6 separate regions of the Homo sapiens genome follow, and all the other regions are linked to region 1. The links are chromatin contacts, found by Hi-C or POLR2A ChIA-PET in ENCODE. All regions are on one chromosome and are shown on one strand. Each heading gives the region's core, a stretch centred on a gene start or an enhancer-like site at or near the end of the contact. The rest is flanking DNA. Distances are from core to core; before and after follow the strand shown. Region 1 holds the start of JARID2-DT (JARID2 divergent transcript). Region 2 overlaps GFOD1 (Gfo/Idh/MocA-like oxidoreductase domain containing 1). Region 3 holds the start of GFOD1-AS1 (GFOD1 antisense RNA 1). Region 4 holds the start of SIRT5 (sirtuin 5). Region 5 has its middle 24 kb from the start of CD83. Region 6 overlaps ATXN1 (ataxin 1).

Evidence for each region. A loop is a pair of places that touch in the nucleus more often than their neighbours do. ChIA-PET counts read pairs that join two places held with the same protein, here RNA polymerase II (POLR2A). Pooled maps may share reads with other maps.
Region 2: a loop to region 1 is called in a pooled map, with 6 times the contacts of the local background. The contact joins the enhancer-like site here to the promoter of JARID2-DT in region 1. A Hi-C loop is called at or near these places in 1 of 37 single-sample maps with no recorded cell type and 3 of 50 pooled maps. POLR2A ChIA-PET finds 5 or more read pairs at or near these places in 1 of 52 experiments (activated CD4-positive, alpha-beta T cell).
Region 3: a loop to region 1 is called in a pooled map, with 8 times the contacts of the local background. The contact joins the promoter of GFOD1-AS1 here to the promoter of JARID2-DT in region 1. A Hi-C loop is called at or near these places in 9 of 50 pooled maps.
Region 4: a map of CD4-positive, alpha-beta T cell shows a loop between it and region 1 (26-fold over the local background). The contact joins the promoter of SIRT5 here to the promoter of JARID2-DT in region 1. A Hi-C loop is called at or near these places in 4 of 168 maps with a recorded cell type or tissue (CD4-positive, alpha-beta T cell, CD4-positive, alpha-beta memory T cell and CD8-positive, alpha-beta T cell) and 11 of 50 pooled maps. POLR2A ChIA-PET finds 5 or more read pairs at or near these places in 1 of 52 experiments (naive thymus-derived CD8-positive, alpha-beta T cell).
Region 5: a pooled map shows a loop between it and region 1 (4-fold over the local background). The contact joins the enhancer-like site here to the promoter of JARID2-DT in region 1. A Hi-C loop is called at or near these places in 4 of 37 single-sample maps with no recorded cell type and 3 of 50 pooled maps. POLR2A ChIA-PET finds 5 or more read pairs at or near these places in 1 of 52 experiments (activated CD4-positive, alpha-beta T cell).
Region 6: a map of CD8-positive, alpha-beta T cell shows a loop between it and region 1 (14-fold over the local background). The contact joins the enhancer-like site here to the promoter of JARID2-DT in region 1. A Hi-C loop is called at or near these places in 4 of 168 maps with a recorded cell type or tissue (CD4-positive, alpha-beta T cell, CD8-positive, alpha-beta T cell, ascending aorta and 1 more) and 10 of 50 pooled maps. POLR2A ChIA-PET finds 5 or more read pairs at or near these places in 1 of 52 experiments (activated CD4-positive, alpha-beta T cell).

The regions. Positions count from the first base shown.
Region 1 is chr6:15,243,680-15,246,795 of GRCh38, reverse strand. It overlaps JARID2-DT (JARID2 divergent transcript), which reads left to right and starts at 1,422. Exons shown (of 1, transcript NR_187237.1): 1 at 1,422-2,873. It overlaps JARID2 (jumonji and AT-rich interaction domain containing 2), which reads right to left and starts at 727. Exons shown (of 18, transcript NM_004973.4): 1 at 212-727. The coding sequence starts at 256. RefSeq lists enhancers at 650-749, 860-909, 2,099-2,612 and silencers at 1,520-1,779, 1,790-2,099.
Region 2 is chr6:13,426,461-13,429,576 of GRCh38, reverse strand. The region is part of intron 1 of GFOD1 (Gfo/Idh/MocA-like oxidoreductase domain containing 1); the gene reads left to right. Among named protein-coding and RNA genes, the nearest start is that of GFOD1-AS1, 58 kb to the left of the region's middle. RefSeq lists enhancers at 239-308, 1,319-1,748. Within about 2 kb of position 1,541, at least 16 of the 41 ENCODE cell types and tissues checked have a DNase peak (open chromatin) inside an H3K27ac peak, as active enhancers do.
Region 3 is chr6:13,484,680-13,487,795 of GRCh38, reverse strand. GFOD1-AS1 (GFOD1 antisense RNA 1) reads right to left here and starts at 1,535. Exons shown (of 2, transcript NR_046709.1): 1 at 1,343-1,535; 2 at 1,025-1,115. GFOD1 (Gfo/Idh/MocA-like oxidoreductase domain containing 1) reads left to right here and starts at 196. Exons shown (of 2, transcript NM_018988.4): 1 at 196-1,158. The coding sequence starts at 906. RefSeq lists silencers at 1-204, 225-704, 845-1,008 and an enhancer at 835-944.
Region 4 is chr6:13,572,974-13,576,089 of GRCh38, reverse strand. It overlaps SIRT5 (sirtuin 5), which reads right to left and starts at 1,489. Exons shown (of 10, transcript NM_012241.5): 1 at 1,346-1,489. It overlaps LOC105374937 (a long non-coding RNA gene), which reads left to right and starts at 1,656. Exons shown (of 2, transcript XR_926497.4): 1 at 1,656-2,125; 2 at 2,869-3,116. RefSeq lists enhancers at 552-1,137, 727-1,206, 1,138-1,724 and a silencer at 1,417-1,936.
Region 5 is chr6:14,092,700-14,095,815 of GRCh38, reverse strand. No RefSeq gene overlaps it. Among named protein-coding and RNA genes, the nearest start is that of CD83, 24 kb to the left of the region's middle. RefSeq lists enhancers at 329-458, 1,352-1,481 and a cis regulatory region at 1-480. Within about 2 kb of position 1,520, at least 8 of the 41 ENCODE cell types and tissues checked have a DNase peak (open chromatin) inside an H3K27ac peak, as active enhancers do.
Region 6 is chr6:16,321,218-16,324,333 of GRCh38, reverse strand. All of the region lies in intron 7 of ATXN1 (ataxin 1), which reads left to right. Among named protein-coding and RNA genes, the nearest start is that of GMPR, 84 kb to the right of the region's middle. RefSeq lists an enhancer at 1,594-1,653. Within about 2 kb of position 1,478, at least 22 of the 41 ENCODE cell types and tissues checked have a DNase peak (open chromatin) inside an H3K27ac peak, as active enhancers do; they include CD4-positive, alpha-beta T cell, CD8-positive, alpha-beta T cell and ascending aorta, where a contact is called at or near this core.

The DNA of each region.
Region 1 (3,116 bases), core at 173-2,672:
TTCACTTGAGGTATCTCTACACCAGTCTGTTTTTTCAACCAAACTAGGCAGACACCACTTTGCTTGAAAAGCCCTCTTTCAGAAAAAAAAGAAACAGCCTTATCGGACGCTGTGTTTAAAACCCTTCAGAGGCAGAATTATCTATAAACTTGACATTCACAGCCATTGCTTAAAACTGCAAGTCAAAGGATGTGTTGTTAGGAGCACTTACGTATTTCTTCTGAATGATATTCCTCTTGGGTCTTTCCTTGCTCATTCTGAGATCCAAATGCTGATTGCAAAAGGGGACAATTGCTTCATGAATTTAAAGCCGTCAGAAATTTGCAAAAAAATATCCTGGTGGTTTTTATTGTTGTTGGTGGTGGTTGATCTTGTAATCCGACTTTTCTTCCTCTTCCCCCAAAGCCAGATTCGCCTTGAAATAAATCCGAAATTGGGAAGGAAAAAAAAAGAGCCAAAGACGAACGAAGCAAACAAAAAAAAATTCACTTTAGTAAAACACTCATAATGGAAAATTTCCCCCGAAACACATACACACACACACAAAAAAAAACCGACGCCCTTCACTCCCCCCCCTTTTTCCTCCAAAAACTACATCAGCGAAACGTGAAGGTCCTTAGTGTCTGATCCGTAGTTACATCTTGGAAAAGAAAAGGGAAAGATAAATAAAAAATGTTGGAAGTCACGTTTGTGCTGCAGCAGCAGTGCGAGCAGAAGAGTCAACTCCAGCGGCGGCGGCGGCGGCGGCGGCAGCACCACAGCGAGGGCTCGCCGAGTCTCTTTTTTCCAAGCCCCCTAACCAATGAGAGAGAGGCTATCCAGCCCAACTTTAAATGGACTCTGCTTTTATACAAGTTAGGGCTCCTCGGATAATTCCCCGCCGGGCGCCAGCCGAAAACTCCCACCGCTCAGCCGCCAGGCGCCCGCTTAGCCTGGTGCCGACCGCCCCTGGCCCAGTCCAGGGCACCCCCGCAGCCTGGCCAACCAGACACCCGAGCGACCTCGACGAACCCCTCCCAGGCAAGCCCTCGGGCGTCGCTCCCACGCCGAGCCCAGGCGTGGAATTGAGAGAGGCTCCCTAGCTCAATGCATGGCACGCTCCGTCGCTCCACCTCACCCCCTTTCCCCTGCCTGCCGCTCACCCCACGGCCGCCCCACGCCAGCCCCCGCCACTGCCTTCGCGTCTACCTGCAGCCGGGCTGCTGGGTAGGAGTGCCCCAGGACGCCCGGCCCCGGGGAGAGCCGCCTATTCCCGGGGCACCTTAGAATGGTCCCCTTGATCTTCTGGAAGTTGTAGTCCCCCGACTACAAAATGGCTATGGCCACGGAAGCTGGGAACTACAATTCCCAGCCTGCCCCGCAAAGCCTGTCACTCAACTCCCCTCCCTCCTCCTCGCCCCCTCCCCCTCACTGGCCGTGCCAACAAACGCTTGGACGTGTCCCGCGTGCGACACTGCTAGAGGCTGGCTCGGGATTGGCCCGCGGAGCGTGTGGTCCGCGAGCGAGGAACTCCCCACGCCGGCCCTCCTCCGCCCCCCGGGCCCCGGCCCCCCTCCCCTGGCGGCCGCCAGCCCCCTCCCCGCGCGCCCCGCCCCCACCCGCGGCGCGAACCGCCTGTGGAATCGAGGAATCGCGCGCGTGCGGCCCGGAGCCGCGGGGGAGGGACGCGAGGCTTCCCCGGGGAAGGCCTCGGAGCGTGGCGGTGAGGGGGGCGGTGTCAGGGAGGGGTTGGAGCCCGTCCTAAGGAAAACTGGGCCACGCACCAAGAGGAATCCTCGGTGCGAACTAGTTGATCGGCGGCGCCTGCTGCTTGTGCCGTGCAGCCGGTGTCACCTCAGGACAGCGCCTCGCGTCTGTGTACAGAGCGTGCTGCGGGCGCCTAGGGTAGTCCGAGGTCACCCCTCTCCGCGCCCCGCAGTCGCGCACGCCCCCACGCGCGGGGTGGGCGGTGGCCGGGGGTCGCCGAGTGGAAAGGCCACGCCCCCCCACGCCCGGGCTCGGCACGCTGCCCCTGGGTCGCGAACGCGCCTCCGCTCGACCCGCTTGGAGGACGTCGCTGGTGGCCCAGGAGTGAAGCCCCGGCGGCTGCCTCCTGAGAAAAGATAGCCGTGTTTAAAGAGACTGAACGGGATCTTTGCTTTGCCGGGCGTATTTTGTGATAAAATACCACAAAATGTTGAGACAAAAATGAGTGGAATATGGAGACCGAGCCGCACAGACACGCAATTGTAAGGAAACATCTCGAACACCGAGTGCCAGGAATATCAACTGTCCGGGCCACGCAAGAGCCTGCTTTTTACCTGCCTCCAGCCCCCTGTCGTGCTGGTTTAATCGCTGAAACAAATGAAGTAGCAGGCCCTGGCATAGCGCTTTGGGCCTTCGCCTTATTAACAACTTTGTCAAGTCTCGCATCGCGATTCTGCCTTGTTAATTTCCTTGTTTTTCGCTGTGGTTTTGGAGAAGCAATGTTTTCCATGATCTCTCAGGCTAGCCTCGGAATAAAACGTGGCAGAAGCGCTCCCGCGAACACATACCCATATATTTTATTCTACCTATTCCCTAGAGTCTGCTAACTTCAAAAGTCTAGATACTCACACAGCTGTTTACTTGCAGCAGTATTTGAAGAGATAACCTTGGTGTCTAGAAAGGTCTCAGAAACTGGAGGTAAGAGACCTGGATTCAAATCGCGCCTTGGCCACTTCCCAAAAGGCAACCGAGAGCCTCTCTGAGCTTGTCAGTTTCCGCATCTGCAAATTAGTGGTGATCAAACCTGTGGGGATGATTATGTGATAAATAACAGTAACCTAGTTTAAAACTAGGCACGTTATTGGAAGCTTTCAGTAAACGAAATAAAAAGCCTTTTCGAGAGGGTATTTTCCTTATTATTTTTACCTTTTCAAAAAATCTGAAATGAAATAATTTTATCTAATGTTCACTTCACAATTGGAAAAATAAATGATCTTTTGTGCCCTGAATACTGCAAAACTTGTACGCTGGTGCCATTTCCTGGGAAGGATCCAATGGGGCAGACTACAGTAGGGCCACCCAAGGTGTTTTCTAAAAACTTTCTGATCATTAGGACTGGCATACTGGGAATCTCCACGTCTCCACGTTGT
Region 2 (3,116 bases), core at 292-2,791, 1.8 Mb after region 1:
GACTACGTTTCTGGCCAAGCTTTATGACGTCAGCAGTTCCTGTTGTACTCCTGGTTTTTGGCTAGCAGTAAACCCAAACTTTTCTGTCTGAGAGGACCGTGGAACTCACCCTCTCCCTGTGTCTGAAATTCCCTGAGGTCTTTGCATTCGATAGGCATTCAATTGCATTCAATAGTTTGTCGTTCTTAAAGCAGCAAGCTGGCAGAGCATCCTGGTTGATGGCATATAAACAAACCAATTCATAAGTACAGCCATTATTTCACGTTGGGGCCACACAACCCTTTGACAGCCAGTGTCTGCCGCATAGGAGACCAGCTCCTCCAGGCAGCCTGTGGCGCTGTTTCCCTTTACTGGCAGCTGTGCTATGGCCAGCCAGGGCTTCTCAGCCCAAAATGAGATAGCTCCAGTCTTTTCACTCTCATGAAAAGAACAGCTTCCCACCCATCTTGATTTCTGCTGGGGTCTTTCCTCTTTGTGCCATTTGAGAGCCACCTGGGAGCACATCTTAGTAAATATATGACCTGGGCTCATGTTTGTAGAGTCCTGTCTGAGCATCTAGCAAGCTGGCTCACGTGCTCAGGGACTTGGTACCAATTAAGACATTTATTCCCACTTTTCATATGGTCGAGAAGATGTATGTCCAACACAGTGCTTTTAACTAGGTCAGAGAAAAAGCAGGCGGGAAGCTATACATTTTACAATACTTAGTGGACCTTCTTGCTAGAATTAGTGAATGGTCAGAAAGTCCGCTTCTGATGGAGGGCCAAAGGGAGCTCTTTCAGCTCACAGCCGGGCTGTGGTGTTTGGGGAGGGAAGTTTGAGAGTGGCCGCAGAAGTACAGATGATCAAAAGCAGTACTCCTGCCGCCCGCCCTGGGAGGGGGCCTGGACTCCCTCAGGGAAGGCTTTTTTGGTGCTTTGGGTAGAGAAGCTGGAGATAGCAACTGTTGAATTTCCCCAGGCTTCGTGATTTAAAGCCCTGAGCCTTTTTCCATTGTTGTTCTTGCAGCGGCCTTTAATGTGCTGGGTGTGAAAGGGAGTGGAAATGAAAAGCCAGCGCATCGCATCGCACTGGGGGCCTGAGATCAGAAGGTGATGGAAAATGGAAATGTCAAGTTTGCGTTTCCACTGCTGGCCGCAAGGGCCTCAGGCGGCACCCCCTCCTCCCGCCTCGGCTTTCGCATCCTTCTCACTTCCTCCCCAGCCCCCCAGTTTTCACACGGCCCAGTGATAAGTGTCACTCTGGGCTGAGTGAGGCTCGTGGCTTGTCAAAAGAGGCACTAGGACGAGAACAGAGAAATTCAGCATGGGCTTGAGAGGCACGTAAAGGAACTGGCCTTCTAAAGACACCGCAGAGAGACCGCAAAGTGGGTTGGTTTTCCTTTTCTAACACTGAGAAGAAAAGGAGTTCAAAATTCACACATGGTTGATAGAAAAGACGATCTGTTTCCACATGGACTTTCCTATCTCTGTGGTGCCCAGGATGCTTAGACCTGTGAGTCTTTGAACCCAGCTTGTGTTGATGTAGCTCGGGGCACTGTCAGGCCTTTGTGCCCAGCCAGGCGTGGAGGTGTTTGAAAAGAGAGCCATCAACACCTTTCCATCGGGGACTTGCGATTTTTCTCTTTTGGTTGAGTCAACTTTGAAGTTTAGTAGTTCCTTCCCACGCTTGGTGGCCACAATGTCACGAGGCTCAGCCTGGTGTCGTGGGGCTGCTAAAGATTCCGTAGAGGCTGGAAAGGTGCCTGTCAGGGGCACCAGGAATTACGTACAAGTCTAAGGAAGCTCCAGGCTTAGGAAATAGTGGGATAAACCTTCCTTTATTATCGCATGGGATAATCACATTTGTGAAATGTAGATGTCTCAAATTTATACAAATTGAATTCTGAAAAACATCAGAAAAGTTTATTACAAAGCCTTTTTTTTTGAGACAGGCTCTTACTCTGTCACCCAGGCTGGAATGCAGTGGTACAATCACAGCTCACTGTAGCGTTGAACTCCTGGGCTCACGCGATCCTCCTGCCTCAGTCTGCTGAGTAGGCGGGACTAGAGGTGCACACCACCATGCCGGGCTAATTTTTGTAGCGATGAGATTTCACCATATTGCCCAGGGTGGTTTCAAACTCCTGGGCTCAAGGGATTCGCCTGCCTTAGCCTCTCAAAGTGCTGGGATTACAGGCATGAGGCACTGCGCCTGGCCAACAAAGTCCTTTTTTATCATCATGTTTTTAACTCTTCACAGTTTTCTATGTCTGTTACCTCACTTGAGCCCAGCTGGATTTTTGACCATTTGGATAACAGTTATTGGATTTTTCTGGAAGTCTCTACATGCATGTTCTCTGTTCAAAGGGCTTGAGGTGGACAAGTTATGCATGGCCTTCAGTTTTGGGAAGACTCTGTATGATCCTGATAAATGTAATTTCAAGATGATTATATCAAACTGAAAAAGGTGCATTGTGATCCTCTGTTACCTCAGTTTTGTCCTGTGAGGTCCAATCACACACAACTTCGGAGCCACTGCCCGCTTCCTTGTAGTTTACAAAAAATGCTTTGCCACGCTCATCACAATAACTGTGAGAGAGATATGATTATATTTCTGCTGTGCAGAGGAGAAAACTGAGGCCCAGAGAAGTTAAGTAACCTCCCCCAAGACACAGATATGAGAAAGAGATGAGACTCAAACCCCAGCCTTCTGGCACCAGGGGCATGTTCTTCCACCAACAGACACTGACAGCCGTTGCCAGAACAAGAGAAAGCTGGGCAGAAGTCGACACCTTTGGCAAAGGGCTGCCTGTCCTCTGGCCTTGCTGGTTGTTAGCCCCGCTTCTGCTCATAAGGTCCTGCATTATCCCTCGCTCAGGGGTTGCCTTGCGATGGGCCTGGTCACTCTGCTTCCGCATCCTCAGGGGGCTTGTTCCTTCTGCTTGTCCCAGGTGCTCCCTGGACCTCACCTACCTCGGGTGCCTTCAGAACACCAGCAGGGGATTCATTCACCTTCTTAGGGGGTAGAGGCCGCTTCCCGGGCGTTTAAGGGACAGGCAATGGAAGTGGGATCCTTGAGAGACCAAAGGACAGTGACGCAGAGGTCATAGTTACTTTCCTGGGAGCAGAGTAGGT
Region 3 (3,116 bases), core at 286-2,785, 1.8 Mb after region 1:
GCCTGGGCGGGGCCGGGGAGGAGCCGGGCTGGGCTCCCGGGGCCCGGGCGCAGCGCGCACCCGGAGCTGGCGGCGGCGGGGGCGGGGGCGGCGCGCGGCGGCCAATGGCGCGCGGCGCTGCAGCGAGGGCGGTGCAGGAACACCGGCCGCTGACAGCCAAACTCGCCAACTCCGCCCTCGTCCCCGCGGGATCCCAGAGCCTGAGCCGGCCTGGGGCCGAGGCCGCCCGAGCCGCGAGGCGAGCGAACATGGCAGCAGAATGAGGAGGCTGGCGCCGGGTCGTGGCCGCCGCTGCCGCGCTGCAGCTCGGGATCCCAGTCCGGCGCGCTCCGGGCCGCATCCTTAGCCGGCCTCCTGGCGGCCGCGGGATTATTTCATTCCCAACGGAGAGCTAGGAAGAAAGGAGACTCCCCCGCGGAGCGGTTCCGTGCTCTGGCAGGGTGTAGACGTTTGTCTGTGCGATTCGCCGGCTGCGCAAACGACGCGGGAGAGAGCCGGTCCCGGGCTGCGGCGGCGCGGCCGCGGGGATGAGCCGGCCATGGAGCGGCCTTGGCGGGGCGCACGCAGCGGACTGGCGCTGCCGCGGGAGCGCAGCCTGAGCCGGGGCTCCAGGGGGCTTCGAAGCCTCCGGCGCCCTGGGGGGGTCCCTGCCGCCGACTCCGGGAAGGACGCGAGCCCCGCGTGGCGGACACTGCCGCAGTCACCGTTCTGAGGCGCCCCGAGCTTGCTCCGCCTGCAGCTCGGTGCGCTCTGGGCACCCGGGCGCCTTGCCCGGTGCACGGCGGCTGGCGCACCGCGGCTAGATTGGCTACAGGAGCGGGGTGCAGGACTGGCTAGAGGTGGGTGTGTGCGCGCGTTGGACTGGAGATCCGAGCAGAAGCAGAACCAGGCGGCTCTGAGCAGCCATGCTTCCCGGGGTGGGCGTGTTCGGCACCAGCCTCACGGCCCGTGTCATCATCCCGCTGCTGAAAGACGAGGGCTTCGCGGTGAAGGCGCTGTGGGGCCGCACGCAGGAAGAAGCGGAGGAGCTGGCCAAGGAGATGAGTGTCCCCTTCTACACTAGCCGCATTGATGAGGTGCTGCTGCATCAGGACGTGGACTTGGTGTGCATTAACCTGCCGCCGCCCCTCACCAGACAGATCGCTGTCAAAACCCTAGGTGAGCGACCCCTACCCCGCATCCTCCGTCCCACCCCCGCCCTTTAACCTTCTCTAGGTTCCTTCCCCCCTGCCTTTCCCTCTCCGCATCCCAGAAGCTTACCCTGCATCTACGCTGCCCCGGGGATCTGAGATCCCAGATCCGACTCAGAGCTCCCTCCTTCCTCGTCCCCGGCCTTCCCCACCTTTGCGCTTCCCTCCTGCCTCCTGGCACCACTTGGACGCGCTTCCCCACGTGTGTAGATTGCAGGCTGGAGAAGGCGTGTGTTCCGGGGATCCGAACTAGGAAGATCAGATGCCGATAATAGGGGATAGGGTGCTCCGCGAGAAGAGGAAAGTTACTCCTCAGCTGTGTGTGTAGTGTCCAAGTGTGTGTGTGTGGGGGGGGGGGATGGGGGGGTGGAGGAGGGTTGTGCGCGCGCGCGCCTGGGAGAGGCGAGTGCGCGCCCAGAAACGCCTGAATAAAAGGCCGCACACGTGTGTCGGGTTTTCTTGGGTGCGATAGAGGACCTGCCCTTCAGCAGCGGTGGCGCCCTGCTAGGGTCGTTTGTTTCTTTCTGCTGTGAGTTAGTTTAGCGTGAGATTGCAGATGTTACCATCGGCTGGAATTATTTCGTCTGCGCTGGAGGCAAGGACGGTGGGAGTGGTTGGATGGGGGTGATGATGTATTAGAATGTTTTCAGAGGCGTCATAGGTTAGTAAAGACTGATTTGGTAAAACCAGGGGGTTTTAACTTTTGACTGCAGCCTCCCGGGAAATGTCTTCTGCCCCAATTTGGAGTAATAGATTTTAAATTTTTAGGAGGATGGGCGCAGTAGCTCCAGAGGCATGGATGCTTTGCATGAGAAAAGGCCCTCCCTAATCGCCTTCAGGAATAGTTTCGGAAGGCACAGTGTTGACCCGTGGGCTGGAGATGAGTTCAGGGTGCCTCACCATCTGGTCCCTGCTCCCCTCAACTCCCAGGCAGTCTGAACAATCTCTGAGGACAGAGTAGCAGCCTCTCAGCCTATGCTCAGGGGAAAGAGAAGGGCATGTTTTGTTCATCATCAGTTCTTGCACGTAACCTAAAACAATCCCAGGAAGGTTGCTTGATCTTACAATTCCAAGAAAATGAGCAGCTCACCTTTGAAAGCTGAAGTTTCTATTGGTGAGGAAAAACACAAAGCTTATAACAAGAACAAAGCTTATAACCAGATGAAGCGAATAGTAGAACAGATTAGAAGGGAGGAGCTGCGAAGGAACAGAGACAACATCCAGAAACCAGCCGGAAGTTATGTAGTCTTGGAAAGACTGTTTTATTTGTTAAAAATAGGTATGGATTCAGGGTAGGTGAAATATACGTGTGTTTTAATTCTGTCTTCGAAGAGCTATGAACAGAATGTAAAACTCTTTCTCCATAGAAAGGCATTTTCATCAGGCCATTTGGCTATTGACTCAGATGCAACATCTGATAGAATTCCTAAGGAGGCTGCCCACATTGTCAGTTTTAATTGTCAGTTAATTTTATTAAGTGTCTGCCCTTTGTGGCCTGTTTCTTTGGCCTTGAACTGAATGCCATTGAACTGAATGCTAATATTTATTTTCTGTTTAATGGAACATGTATGTTGGGTGGATAACTCCCTTGTTTACATTGGCTCTTTGCATATCAAATATCTTATAACGATCTTATGGTATAATTCTATTAGTGCAATTTGTACAAAACTGGTCCCTGATGAGCCCTGCGTATACTGGAGAGCTTAGGACTGGTCATATCTGAAAGACCATGTTGTTAACATCGTTTCTCCACCATAAAGATGGCAGTTCCTGTCCTGGGTTCAGACCCACAGAGCAAACCTAGAGCAGGAGGGTGGCAATTTGGGGAACAAGGATGACCTTGTTTTCTGGCTGTCTCTGGGACCATGGCCATGAAAGTGTCTGGGGGCTCTGGTTTCAAGAGATGTGACACAAATTAGACATTTC
Region 4 (3,116 bases), core at 240-2,739, 1.7 Mb after region 1:
AACCAAGATATAGAAGCAACTAAGTATCCATCAACTGAGGACCGGATAAAGAAAATGTGGCACATATATACAATGGAATACTATACAGTCTTAAAACAGAAGGCAATTCTGTCATTTGCAACAACATGGATGAACCTGGAGGACATGAGGCCAAGTAAAATAAGCCAGGCACAGAAGGACAAACAGCACATGATCTTACTTATATACTTGGGGTCTAAAAAAGTTGAACTCATAGAAGCAGAGTAGAATGATGGTTACCAGGGGCCTGGCAGAGGGCTGATGTGGAAGGGAGGGATGTTGGTCAAAGGATACAAAGTTTTAGTTAGGTAAGAGGAGTAAGTTTTAGTGATCTACTGCACAGCATGGTGACCATAGTTGATGATGTATTGTATATTTCCAGGAGAGTAGATTTTCACCACAAAAAATAAGTAGGTGAGGTGATGGATATGTCAATTAGCTTGATTTAATCTTTCTACAATGTATACATATATCAAAACATTACACTGTACGCTATAAATATATAAATTTGTCAATAAAAATAATTATATAAATATATATTTATATAAAACAAAATACATGCTAAGGATAATGCAATGAACTGCAAAAAGTTGTACAGGCTCCCAATAAATAATTTTTGAACGCCTAAGAGCTAAATAAATGCAATACATCACTCCCAGGTGTCTCCACTAGGGGGCCCCATTCCCTCCCGTTCCATCACCTGCTTTCCTCAAGGTCGTCTCCACCCTCCTATTTGTTGATACCCGGCCTCTGACCCAGTTCATCACTTTCCCGGGCTTCCGGGCGCCACCCTCTTCAGGTTTTCCTCCTACCCCTCCAGCCCTGCCCCTCTGGATCTCCCATCCTCCCAGCGCGCCAGACTGCATGCGGCCTCCCCGCCCTGTGTCCAAGAGGCAGCTTCCACTCCACGCGGGCAAGCCTGAGCTCCAGAGCCGTCCTCAAGCCGCCTCCCCCCGAAGCACTGGGACTTCATCCTCCCGGCTACTACTCGTGCCCAGGGACTAGGCCCTGAGCCTTCCCTTCTCGCACGCCCCATAGCCAAGCTGCTCAGCAGAACCTGACGGCTCCACCTTCAAACTACGTCCGGAATCCGACCCCTCTCCACGCCCACTGCCTCCACCCCGGCCACCTTCCTCGGTCACCCTGGCAGCTGCAATGACCAGGGTGACCTTTCTGAAAAGGGAGGCTCTGTTCGGAGCCCTCGCGGGGCTCCCCAGCACAGCGGCCTCCCATGCCCACCTGCTCGGGTGGGATTACTTTCCAACCCCGTTTCCATCCCCCTCCCTGGTCTCCAGCCGCAGCGACCCCCACGCAGAGCCCGGAAGACCTTGGGCCCCGCACATGCTGCCGGCCCGCTAAGAGCTCTGGGTACCCCCGGAGCGCCTTCCAGGCTTTCTCCTAGAGGCGCTGTGTCCCGACCGCGCTCCGGACCTGAGCCACGGCTCACCTGGGGCAGCTCGCGCCCCCGAATACAGTCTCCCACGCCCCGCCCCCCGGGGTGCCTCCCTCCCAGCTCTCTGTACCCACCCACCATCCCCCACATCCCTTCCTCCAACCGCTAGCCAGTCACCAGCCCGGGACCGCAGGGCAGAGGCCGGGCCGCGCATGCGCACCGCGGACCGGTGCCACCTCCGCTCGCGAGCCCGCGGCAGGCCCTGGGCGGTGCGCGCAGTCCCGCGAGAGCAGTGCTTGGTCGGGACCTCGAAGCCGGAGCCCGAGCGGGAGAGGCCGCGGAGACCCCGGCCCGGCGCAGGCAGAGACGCACCTGCGGGAGGCGGGCGCGCCGGCTGGAGAGGAGGCCGTGGGGCGGAGCGGCTCAGCGTTCTGCTCGGCTGCAGCGGCCCCTGCCGGAGACCCGGGCGCCGTGGTCTTCTTTATAATTGAAGGATTGTCTCTCTGTTTTTATTTGGGGTGGGGGTGGGGGTGGGGGGCGGCGCAGTGACTTGCTTCGACTTTGTCAGCTTCCAGGGTTCATTCCACTGCCCAAATATGTAGTGAGTTACTACCGGCTTTGCTTCCTCCTTCAGCAAACGGCTGGACCACACAACTTCAGGAGAGAGGATTTTAAATGTTAGGGTCATTTTCCCTAAAACGATTTCAAATGACGGTGAGTTGGTTCCCAGGCTAGGCCACCTAACCTCGAACGCAATGACGAGTGCACTCTGACTGCTGAGCTGAGAGCCTTCCGTGGCTCTGGGACCCAGTGACTCACGTGGCTCCGCATGTCCCCGTTCCCTTAAAATCGGAGTCTTTCCTTTTCTTGGATTCCGGCTTGCCACCAGCACCACTTGGCAGAATGGAATTGCTTGCGGGCATGTCAGTGGACTAGAAAGGGAAGTAAGTGGTCTGAGAACTTGGGGGCCAAAAATGTTACATTAACATTTTTTGCCTACCTAAAATCTCAGCCACTTCCCACAGTTTGGCTGGAAATTCAGCCCATGTTGAGGCCCTTCTCATTCCTGCAGGTGTTACCAGCAACTCAGAGGTTTATGGAGTAACGAAATTGGGGAGGGCCTCACATCCGGCTGCTGTTTTTCCCCCTAACGTGTATGGTGCTTATTCTGAGCCAGACACTTTTAAGAACTGCACATTATTAACCATTTTAAATCGTCCCCACCACCTGATGAAATAGGTACTGTTATCCCCACTTTATGGGTGGGGAAACCGAGGCCCAGGGAGGTCAAGTAACTGCGCAAAGCACAAAACTGTTGAGTAGTAGTGTTACCAGGGCAGTCCTGGAGAAATCGCTCAGAGGGCAAAACTGAGAGCTCATTATTTTCTTAAACAGTAGACAGCTGAAAATGCTCATTGTTTTTTAAACCGTTTTGTTTGTTTGATTTTTTTTCCTAGTCTCTTTATCTATAGGTAACCCAGCTTAAAACAACTGCGGTTGGCCCGGGATCCTCACTGCCCTTTGCCAAGTACCAGAGAAAGATAAGGCCTACTAGGAACCAGAGAAAACCAGAACCAGCCACCCCTTGTTACTTTTAGATCATTAATACATCATTATATGCTCAACTCCCGACCCGTAGAAGAGAATCGCCGCCATTTTCTGATAGTGCATTGTATGAAGAGGCATGTTTATGAAATGCACCTGT
Region 5 (3,116 bases), core at 271-2,770, 1.2 Mb after region 1:
TGGACCAGTGGTGAGCTTCAGGGATCAAGAACACAGGGAAGCAAGTTTAGAGGCCAAAAAGGCAGCCACTGGGTGCTAAGCAGGGGAGAACTAGTGATGTTGACTGCCTATGGCCGGGTGAGGGCCGAGGACGAGCCTCCCAATGCTGGGCACAGGTACAGCTGCTGACGTTGACCACTAGGTACAGGAAACCAGGCAGACCTTTACAAAGGCTGGGCAACATCCTGGTGAGCTCCCATGTGGAACCCACAAGAAGCCACGTTTAGTCTCACAACATTTATGGGGAAATTCCCCTGAATTGACGTTTAAGCTTTAATAGAGGAAATCAACATTCTCAGTAAATCTGGTAAAAGGTCTATGGAAACTTTGTTAAATTTCAGCCAGAGACACCCCCAATGGCTGGTCCAGCCAGTGCTGTCCATTATGCAGCTCATTCCATACAAAGTCCTTGTTCTCAAACTTGGCTAAGGCCTCCTATGAGAGAACACCTTCTACACCAGAAGGTATAATTAGATGCCCTATGGTAGCTTTTAGCCCATGTTTTGAAAATCAGCGAGGTGCCTGAGCTGAGGTGGCTGGCGGATGTGCATTGAGGAGATAGGCTGACATGGGGTGTGTTCATTAAGTTATTCAACAAGCATTCATTTACTGGGTATATAGAGTTTCCAAGCCATCATGCTTAACACCGTGGAGCCCAGAGCAATGGATAAAATGGAGCAAGTCCATTTTGCTCCCCATGGAGCATGTCAGAGGCCAGTTGGGGCCAAGTGTGTGTCTGGGAGCAGGAGGGCAATGGCAATCGGGATGCCTGTGAGATTTCCTGCTGTACTTCCTTGGTGGGGCCAGACCAGAGAATGTTGCCTATTGAAAAACATTTCTTTGTAAGGGCTTTGTAAGCAGACATCTCCAGCTGGGAGCAACTGAGGAATTTTTTAATCAGAGCCTTGATCTGCTCTTGCGGCACTGCCTGAGGCTAGCAGTGTCCCTATAACACCAAACTGAATTCTAAAAAGAAAAAAAATCAACTGATTGCTTCCAAATACTGGGATGCTTATGGGGGCATGTGTGTGTGTGTGTGCGTGCGTGTGTGTGTGTGTGCCACCATGCCCGGCAAACTTTTTTTGTATTTTCAGTAGAGACAGGGTTTTGTCACGTGGACCAGGCTGGTCTCAAACTCCTGACCTCAGGTGATCCGCCTGCCTCGGCCTCCCAAAGTGCTGGGATTACAGGCGTGAGCCACCGGACTCAGCCAGGGCTCTGTTGTTATCCCCACATCATGCCCTTCAAGTATGCCATGCTGCCGGATGTCAGGAACCAGGCTCCAAGGGGTGGTGTCTTGGCATGACTTAGACAACCAGAGACAACAACCCCAAAACAGACCTCTGGCCTTTCTCTCCTCCTCCATCTGCCTCCTGCCAGAGAAACCAAAAGAAGAACTTACTTATAAAGGCAGTCATGGGTCTTTTCACTTGTGGCACTGTGATGCCTGGCCACTGTGGGGTTTTGGAAAGGGAAGTAGCACTGACATCATAGAAACCTAGAACTGAAAAAGACCTGAAATGTTCATCTTGTCCAGGCACCTCAGTGAGACAAGACACAGCTCCCTCTCCTTGCAGCTCTCCCTGAAGATGCAGAAATAGTACTCTACCTCCTTCAGTTCTTGCTGCCAGGGCTTTATCTCCCAAAGAGGGAAGATTTTTCTCGCAACTTGAGTTCTCATTTAACTCCAGTCTACTGTCTTTTTTTTTTCAGCCAGGAGGGTCCACTAGTCAGCATTAGGCCCCTCACAAACTTGCAAACTCAAAGATAGTGGTGGAAGTGACTATTAGTCTTTTCATTTCAGGCCAGCTAAACACAATTATCTCCACCTACATTCTTCACTTGGTTCCTGTACTGTGCAGGTTTTGTTGTTGTTGTTTTTTTAATCTATACTGTTTGCAATTTTTCCACTATTTTTTTCAAAAATGTGACTGGGGTACATTGAATTTTTGTTTCCCATTCTTCACTCTCTCTCTGTTACAGAATTCTACACCCGTGACCTTTGCCATGTGACTTTGCAGTGGCTCTCACTAGAATGAGTGCAGTGTTTTTCCTCACCCCATGGAAGCTTGGCTCAGCCACAGGCTTTGCCTTGAATAACAGACGCTAGTGGAAATGATGTAAAAGAGGCTTTAAATGTGCTTGCATGATTTGACTTGGCCTGTTGTATTTCCGCCATCACCGTAAGAAGACTATGCCCCAGGTGGTGCCAGTTCCAGAACAAAATATATAAAGCAGGCCCAAAGTAGACCTGGAGCCTGGAGCCATGCCCAGTGGAGCCCAGCCAAGATCAGCTGAGTCCCTGCCAATCCACAGACCTGTGAATAAAAAAATGAATGTTTGTGGCGTCAGCCAGTGAGACTTGGGGCATTATTTGTTATACATTATTGCGGTAGTTGATGACTAATAAAATTGCCAAAATAAGGTCTGATTTAGACTAGAGATGAATTATTACCCTATCCTTGCATCACACACTCCTCAAACCACCTCTTTTGTGACACCTTCCTTGGTTCCTTTAGCTTCTCTACAACTTGTCCACCCTAAATCCTTCTTTTTGGTGTCCTATATTTGGGCCCCTGATCATAGTCAATAAAACGTTTTCTAGAAGTCAGTCTGACATATTACTCAATACTTGCATGTTTGAAACCTTATCAACAAGACTATAAAGTCATTGAGAACAGGGACCATGCGAGTACAGGATGGATAATAAAATACTCTTATTAGGAACATTCTGTACCGTGATCTCTCATCTTTGGCAGAATAAGGCTTCCAGATGTTAGCTGGAAACACATCACCATTGCATTCATGGAATTAGCATAAGGCTATGCACACAGTAGACATAAGACGCATTCGAATATTTATGGAGTGTCCATTGGAGAAGCAAAAGTAACTGAGTTGTCAATCAAATAAATATTTCTGATCTATTAATACTCAATGTCATATGCCTTATCTTTTTTGATAAAGATAATATTCAAATTCTCAATTCCATAGATATTGAATATAAGCATTTCTCTTTCCCAGCCAAAATACATCAATAGAAATAAGTGAGAGATAGTGAAGCCACCTATTTAAAAGGC
Region 6 (3,116 bases), core at 229-2,728, 1.1 Mb before region 1:
GACCACAGGTGCATACCACCATGCCCAGCTAATTTAAAAATAAAAAACATTTTAGTAGAGATGGGGTCTTGCTGTGTTGCCTAGGCTGGTCTCAAACTCCTGGGCTCCAAGCAGTCCTTCCACCTCGGCCTCCCAAAGCCCTGAGATTACAGACACGAGTCCCTATGTCTGGCTTTTTTGAGCATTTCTTAAATGCCCAAGTGAGGAAAGGACCAAATCAGTTTTCCAGAACCACTCGTGAATGACTGGATATGGGGGCTTGCACAAAGCCGGGGCCCTGCATTGCCGAGAGCTTTTAGCCCTGAATACTTTTCTTTGTATTATGAGATGTCACTGTAGGTTTACAGTCTTTGGAAGGGCCCAAGAAAGATTTCCCCAAAGATCTTATTTAAAAAAAAAAGAAAATCAGGATTTTTAAAATAAATGGCATAATAATACAGCTCACTACCCCTCTGTAGTGGCTGTTCACTTCCTGCATGAATTAGGGGTGGGTACTAGGAGAAAGAAAATGAACTACCTTGAGCAAAGTTGACTCTTCACAGACCCCAGGTGACACATGGAAAATAAACATGAGTGAAGAGTCATTGCTTTTCATGGTACTTAGAATCCTTAACACATTTTTGTGAACAGAGGCAGGTGTGAAAAGAGGTTTTGTTTAGAAATGCGACTGGTTCCTTGCCGGCCAGCATCAACTTCAGCTTGAGAATGAAGGCAGCCACTTCAGCTGTGGGCCACACTTCCCAGGCCTGGCAGCCTCTGCAGAAACCAGACTCTTCTATTTTTTTTTTTTTTTTTTTTTTTTTTTTTTGGAGACAGAGTCTTGCTCTGTCACCCAGGCTGGAGTGCAGAGTGCAGTGGGGTGATCTTGGCTCACTGCAACATCTGCCTCTTGGTTCAAGTGATTCTTCTGCCTCAGCCTCCCAAGTAGCCGAGACTACAGGCACACGCCATCACCCCCTGCTAATTTTTGTATTTTTAGTAGAGACAGGGTTTCACCATGTTGGCCAGGCTGGTCTCGAACTCCTGACCTCAGGTGATTCACCCGCCTCAGCCTCCTAAAGCTGGGATTGTAGGCGTGAGCCACTGCGCCCAGCCCCTTACAGCCCTCTTCTGTTCTTGGGGAGGAAGATCTAGGTGTGTTTTTCCCTACTCCAAACTTTGCAAAATTAATGATTAAATGAAAGAGAAATTGGCTTCCCTGTGAAGTCAGAGCCCTGTTCTCATGTTTTTTCCCATAGTGAGATCACTAAATCTCTCTACTGACAGCCAGGGTGCAGACGAGCAGGTAGAAGTGTTGTCAGGGCCTGTTGGCAGGTCTGTGAGGTTGGCCCCCGCGTGGCTATGCTGCATGCCGGGAAGGGCTTCCTCAAAGAAAGGCAAGTGTGCTGAGACCTGCTGAAAAGGCAGCTAGGGCTTCACGCTGTAGAAACAAAAGTGCAAGGCCTGACGCAACCAATGATTTGTCACTTTACCGAGGAGCCTATCAGAAATCGGCTGACATCATCACAGCTAAAATACTCCACCAGCTGTGTTTGCCACAAGTGACAGGTTCAGAGTCAGTGGAGACTCAGACAGAGAGCATGAGAGGGGGAGATGGGAGGGAGAGAGAGAACTCATATCTGGACTTAATTGAGGTTCCAAAGGCTACATCCTTCTCCCCTCTGCAGTGCCTTCCTGAGGGGTTTTCTCCCCTAGCCTGAAGAATCTTCCTGGTCTTCTCAACTGGTTAGGCACTGCTGACACTGCACCCACAGAGAAATTCAGAAATGTGCAAATTGTTGAGCTTAATAAGCAAAATCACAAATTTGATTGGGGAAGTTGTGGAAGAAGAGATGGTTTTCTCCAAAACAGATGGCATTGTGACTCTAGGCAGAAATCCTGCATGAACAGACTCTTGAGGATGCCTGAACTCATAAGACCCCCCCAACATCACACCCCCAGGGAAAGCAGTGTGATATAGTATGGTGGTGACAGACCCAGGGGTGCGGATTTGGGTCTCTGGCAGGACAAGTTACTTCACCTCTCTGAGCTGCAGCACTCTCCTCTCTAAACCAGGCAAATGAGTTTTGTTTTTCTGTGGGTTTTTGTGTTCGTTTGTTTGCTTGTTTTGAGACAGGGTCTTGCCCTGTCACCCAGGCTGAAGTGCAGTGATGGGATCATTGGCTCACTGCAGCCTCAACCTCCTGGACTCAATTGATCCTCCCACCTCAGCCTCCCCAGTAGCTGGGACTATGGGTGTGTACCACTACACCCAGCTAATTTTCTGTGTTTTTTTGTAGAGACAGGGTTTTGCTATCTTGCCCGTGCTGGTCTGGAACTCCTGGGCTCAAGCGATCCACCCACCTCGGTCTCCCAAAATGCTGGGATTATAGGCGTGAGCCACGGCGCCCGGCCACGTATGATTCTTCATAGGAGATAATCTCTTGAGAGGGTTCCGTTTTTTAATGCTTCACTTTTATACTTTCCAGAACAGCACAGCCCTTGTAAAAATTTATTAGCGTCGGTTAACAAAAAACCAAGAAGAGCATTAAGATGAACATGTACTGACCTCATGCTAAGCGGCACACAGACCTCATGGGAACTAAAGCCATGGCATATAAAACTGAGGGGTGTTTAGTTTGGGGATGATTTTTAAGGGGCTGAATTCCTCATTAAGACTGTGGAAAGATGCCCCCAGCATTGTCCCAGCTGACGCTCCAGACGAGGCAATGTAGGAGAAAAATGCTTTTCCGTGTTTGTCACTATCCCTGTGGCATTGCCCTGCCCAGTACAGCTTTTCTCCACTCGAGCAAAGCGTCTATGCATCCCCCAGGCCCCCACCTAGGTGCTGTGGGAGGAAAGGGGAATGCCAGGTGTTGTCCATTGTTACTGCGTGCACCAAAGGAAGCCTCCTTCCTCTTCAGTGGAGGGTGATAGCACGTTCCCCACCCTGGAAGAGAGTTGCTGCTTTGCCATGCCTTGATTCTGGTTGAGAGTCCCAAAGGATGACAGAATCACTTCCCTTGGGCCTCACTGCCAAATATAATCCACTTAATATCCTCCAAGTTTGAGGCCATAAGTCTGTGGCGCATCCAGATGCGACCCCCGAGGCGATAGCATCAACGTGGGAGCCAATG